2 separate regions of the Homo sapiens genome follow, and region 1 is linked to region 2. A link is an interaction called in ENCODE POLR2A ChIA-PET data of the cell type or tissue named here. Cell type or tissue: A673. All regions are shown on one strand. Region 1 overlaps BUB1B (BUB1 mitotic checkpoint serine/threonine kinase B). Region 2 overlaps BMF (Bcl2 modifying factor).

Region 1 (2,500 bases), 98 kb before region 2:
TGAGTATTAAAAAATTCTCAGAGGTCAATGCCTTCTTATTCCTAATTAAATCCCATGTAATCTAGAGTAGGTCCTTCTTTGGCTAGTTGAAAACAAAATGTACCTTTTCTTTTTCCCACAGAGATGAGAATTCACCATGTTGCCCAGGCTGGTCTTTTTTTCCCAAAGTGCTGGGATTACAGGTGTGAGCCACTGTGCCTGGCCCTAAAATGGACTTTCATTTTCCTTCTATATATCTGGTACAGACTAAGCTTTTCCCTTAGGAAACAGTTTTTATCTAGATACCTAGTTCCTTTTCTGGTTCATATTTGGCCACCCTCCTAGCCTATTTCTTTGCTGGAGTGGTTCTCCTTTTTTAAAAGCCTTACTCAACACCTTGCTTTGCAACCATCCCTCTCTTCTACCTAGACACACAAGTTCCATTTGAACCCAGAGCACTTTTGACAATCTTGGATGACACTAATTAGTGTAACAAATGAAGGCAATTTCAAACTTACTAACAGTCTGCTTTACCAAAGTTTGCTTCCAGGTTGTCACCTGGAACTCAGAAAAGATTGCTCCTCAAAGTATAAGTGATGGTTAAGTTTCCCAGCTAACCCCACAAACACCACATCCTGTTAAGAGAGCTGAGCTATATTAGTAGGTTATTCTGGATACGGATGTATAAAAGAAACATTACTTTCTCCTTACAGATCCTAATAAAAAATGTCTAAATGGAAGTGGACCCTCCCCTACCTCATTTTCTGTACCCTTCTTTATTCTCCTTCACCTTCTCATGCCTTAAGCCCCATATGCCTTACTTCCCTACTTTCCAGCCCATTCTGCCCTACCTCTTGCCTTCAAGTACTCCAGGCTCCAGAATCAGAACTGCTTCCTGTTTCCCAAAAATTCCCCATATCTCAATTTTTAAACCTTTTCCTTTAATTTAGAAATATAATGTCTTTAAAAAACAATACGAATATCTATAATCTAAATCACTGCAGTATGACCTACTATGTTAATCTAAATAAGCCCTTGGAGAAATTTCAGACAAAGTATCAAAGGTAAAGTGAAATATTTCAAGCAATAACATTAGGAAAAGTACTTAATAGGGATGCATGGAATGTACATATATGCATGTCAGGGATCATAGCTGCTTGCTTATTGTATTGGGGAATATAAATTGTTCATACAGTTCAGAACTTCTTCCTTTACTTCTAAACATACTCAGTGCCCCCACACCCCAAGGAGTTTTCATGGAAGGCAGCAATGGGAGTTTGGCTGATACACAGAAACAGTACAACCATAGAAGGCAGCAGTGGGATTTTGGCTGATACACAGAAAGAAACAGTACTACCATAGAAACATCATACAAAGGTACAAACTATAAGGTTAGTTTTCTTCAGACTTAATAGGTCAGCTCAACCTTCACACAACTAAGTTAAGTCCTCTTCACAAACTTGAATTACACACACCTTCCCTTTGCTCTTTTAATTTCTTCCGGAAAACTTCAGCCCGAATTTCTTCAAAGGAGAATTCCCCTACTCCTGCATAAATCTTCTCCTTACAATACATCATCTTCTCTTTCTTCTCCTCAGACGCTTGCTGATGGCTCTGAACCCTTTGTAGAGGATCTCCTTCTTCCTTTCCAGGCTTTCTGGTGCTTAGGATGTGGTTTATACTAGGTTCAATTTTACATGGTGTCCTAAAGAAGCAAAATTACTATTATTCATATGGGTCAAAATAAAAAAAATCAATAAGATTGATAAAAGAAGCTAAAAATAATTTACAAGGGCCATCAATAATTATGTTCTGCAAATCTGGAGGCCTTACATTACCTGACTTCAAACTATGCTGTAAGGCCATAGTCACCAAAACAGCATAATACTGGTATAAAAACAGGCATATAGATCAATGGAACAGAATAGAGAGCCCAGAAATAAAGCCAAATACTCACAGTCAACTGATCTTTGACAAAGCAAACAAAAGCGTAAAGTGGGGAAAGATACTCTATTCAACAAATGGTGCTGGGATAATTGGCAAGTCACAAGTAGGAGAATGAAACTAGATCCTCCTCTCTCACCTTATACAAAAAATCAACTCAAGGTGGATCAAAGACTTAATTAAATCTAAGATCTGAAACCATAAAAATTCTAGACGATAACACTGGAAAAACCCTCCTAGACATTGGCTTCGGTAAAGACTTCATGACCAAGAACCCAAAAGCAAACGCAACAAAAACAAAGATAATTAGATGGGGCTAAACTAAACTAAAAAGCTTCTGCACAGCAAAAGGAATAATCAGCAGAGTAAACAGACAACCCACAGAGTGGGAGAAAATCTTCACGATCTATGCATCCGACAAAGGACTAATATCCAGAATCTACCAGGAACTCAAACAAATCAGCAAGAAAAAAACAAACAATCCTATCAAAAAGTGGGCTAAGGACATGAATAGACAATTTTCAAAAGATAAACAAATGGCCAACGAGCATATGAAAAAATGTTCAGCATCACTAAT
Region 2 (2,500 bases):
TCAGAAAAGCCGGGTTTGGAAATCTCTGAATAGTAATTAGACTTTTTGGCAAATGAAATCTGAGAAAACTTTCAGCCACTCAGTTGAAACCATCTTTAGCTGTAATATCACAAAAAGGATCCTAGACTTGTAGGCAGATCTGTTAAAATCCCAGCTCTGCCACTTATAAGTTATGTGTTCGTGGGCAAATCATGTAATCTCTCCAAGCCTTTTTTTTTTTTTTTTTTTTTTGGTGAGACAGCGTTTCGTTCTTCTTGCCAAGCTGGAGTACAGTGGTGCGATCTCGGCTCACTGCAACCTCTGCCTCCGGGTTCAAGTGATTGTCCTGCCTCAGCCTCCTGAGTAGCTGGAATTACAGGCATGCACCACCATGCCTGGCTAATTTTTGTATTTTTAGTAGAGACGGGGTTTCTCCATGTCGGTCAGGCTTGTCTTGAACTCGCGACCTCAGGCGATCCGCCCATCTCGGCCTCCCAAAGTGCTGGGATTACAGGTGTGAGCCACTGCACCCGGCTTAGTCTTGGTTTCTAATACTTACCTTGCCTAGTTGATGTGAAGGGCCTTTAGGAGTTGTGATACAAATAACTATTAAGTCAGGGACAGTTGAGTACTTTTAGAAATATGTTAAAAGATGACTTTAGGATTTTGCTTGGACCTGACTTTGTAATTTGGGGAGCTCTTTTGGAAGTTGTACCCGAGTTGGTGTTTGCATGGTTTATTAACTAGCAGCTTCTCTGCCTAGCAGACTGGATCCTTTGTTCAGGGAGCCCCTGATTGCTTCCTGACACTTTGGGATTCTCTAGTTATTAGTGAGTGGTTTTCTGGAACTTAAGCTGGCTAACTAGGTTGCTCAGCGTCTAGATGGGACAGCCCCGGGCAGGGGCCCCAGAGGTTTGCTATAGAGTGAGATGGGTCCCTAGGAAGCCAGCCTCTGTCCCAGGAGTGGGAGGCCCACCTAGGACAGTGCCAGGGGAAGAATGAGGCTGGGGGAGGGACTGCGGAGAGCCAGAGTGCGTGAGAGCCAGCGCCGGGGCTGGGGGCCCTGTGTTTGCTCTGTGGCTGGCTCTGTTTATATCGCTCGCTATATTTAGCTTCTGAGTCATCAGCGTGGCAGACTAGAGGCTGAGTTCCCCACACACTCTGCACCTGACTGCTCTCTCTTCCAGGAGAAGGGCCTTGTAGTTCCGGAGAGTTCATTCCCTCCCCACCAAGGCCTGCCATGGGATGGAAATTGGCTTTTTTTTTTGGAAAGTGGGTGATGGGAGGAGGGGACTAAGGGAGACACAAAGAAAGAAGGTTAAAGAAAAATGACTGGTTTGCCTTTTGATCCATGTCTGGCAGCCAAGAGGTCATGTTCCATGACCAGAGCACACAATCAGTCCGTGTGTGAAGGGGAGGGTTCCATCCTTCCTCCTTGCCTGGTTTGCCTTGACCTGGTCCTGGACAGGACATGAACAGTCAGCTGAAAAGACCCCAAGTCGAGTGTCAGAACCTGGGGTTATTTTGCATAGCATAATACACACAACAGGCTTGTCCCCCGAACCCCCTCCCTCTCCCTTCTTTAACCAGGGCACACACCATTGTGCCCTTCTGAGCTCTGAAGAAGTTGCCCAGTAGTTTGATGGAGCTGTTCTCAGCTTGAAGGAAACTGAGTAAGGGTCTCAGTAGTTCCTCCCTCCAGGCTGTGGAGGTGCAAAACAAGGGTCTGGGGACATGGATGGTGCAGCACAGCTCTGTCCCCGAACCGTACCCCTCAACCCCCAGTGGCTGGAGCCAGTGTCTTCCAGTTGCGTTAGAGGAAGCCTTGCCATCTTCCACTGAGAGCTGGCTGGCTTCGGACTGCTCTTTTTTCCTTAGAGAAGCAATGGGCGTGGCCATGGTGGCTTCAATGTCCTGTTAACACTGCTGGCTGGGCTGAGGAAGCTCTTGGCAAGGAGTCTTTTTTTTCCTTTTCCGTTTTGCCACGTTGCTCGTTCCTCGGGCCTCTGGGTCAGAAGCAGTCTGAGGCAGTGGGCCCACTGGGTCCAAGGGGTTGCCCTCTGGGTTTCAGAATCCTTGGCTTACCCTGGCAGCCTAGAATCCTGAGCCCCATGGCCTGTGGCTGCTGTGGGCAGTCTCAAAGCAGAAAGTCAGGGATCTCCCAGGGATTTCGTGAGTCTGCCGGGAAGATGGTGCTCCCCAGGCCGGCCCTGTTGCAGAGCATATTGAGAGACGTGCTCTGCAAAGCCAGTGAGTCCCAGGTTTTCCTTGTGCTCCCCAGGGAAGGAGGAGCCTGCTCCTTGCAGCCCCCAGGCCCAGTGCTTCATGTATATTTTTCTTACGTAATCACCACAGCAACCTTGGACTTTTAGACTCCATTGCCACTGTGTTATAGGAAACTGAGGCTCAGAGAAGTGAGGTAACATGTCCAAGTCACACCGTAATTTGCTGAGCTAGGCGTCATACAGATTTGATGGATTCTGGAACCATGGTCCAATCGCCCCATACCTGCTGCCCAGCA

What was found. Peaks named below come from ENCODE experiments on the same cell type or tissue, not always from the same donor. Only the 100,000 strongest peaks of a DNase experiment are listed, where the experiment ranks them.
Region 1: POLR2A ChIA-PET joins it to region 2 with 10 read pairs; 12 of 35 experiments call an interaction of 5 or more read pairs at or near these places.

What each region holds. Positions count from the first base shown.
Region 1 is chr15:40,195,729-40,198,228 of GRCh38, reverse strand. BUB1B (BUB1 mitotic checkpoint serine/threonine kinase B) reads right to left here. Exons shown (of 23, transcript NM_001211.6): 9 at 1,455-1,684. The region is part of intron 1 of LOC107984763 (a long non-coding RNA gene); the gene reads left to right. Among named protein-coding and RNA genes, the nearest start is that of BUB1B-PAK6, 20 kb to the left of the region's middle. In A673, no CTCF peak of the experiment used is centred here; no DNase peak of the experiment used is centred here.
Region 2 is chr15:40,097,512-40,100,011 of GRCh38, reverse strand. All of the region lies in intron 4 of BMF (Bcl2 modifying factor), which reads left to right. Among named protein-coding and RNA genes, the nearest start is that of BMF, 10 kb to the left of the region's middle. RefSeq lists enhancers at 857-1,426, 2,073-2,500 and a silencer at 1,827-1,876. In A673, no CTCF peak of the experiment used is centred here; a DNase peak (open chromatin) is centred at 1,091; H3K27ac peaks cover 2,321 bases.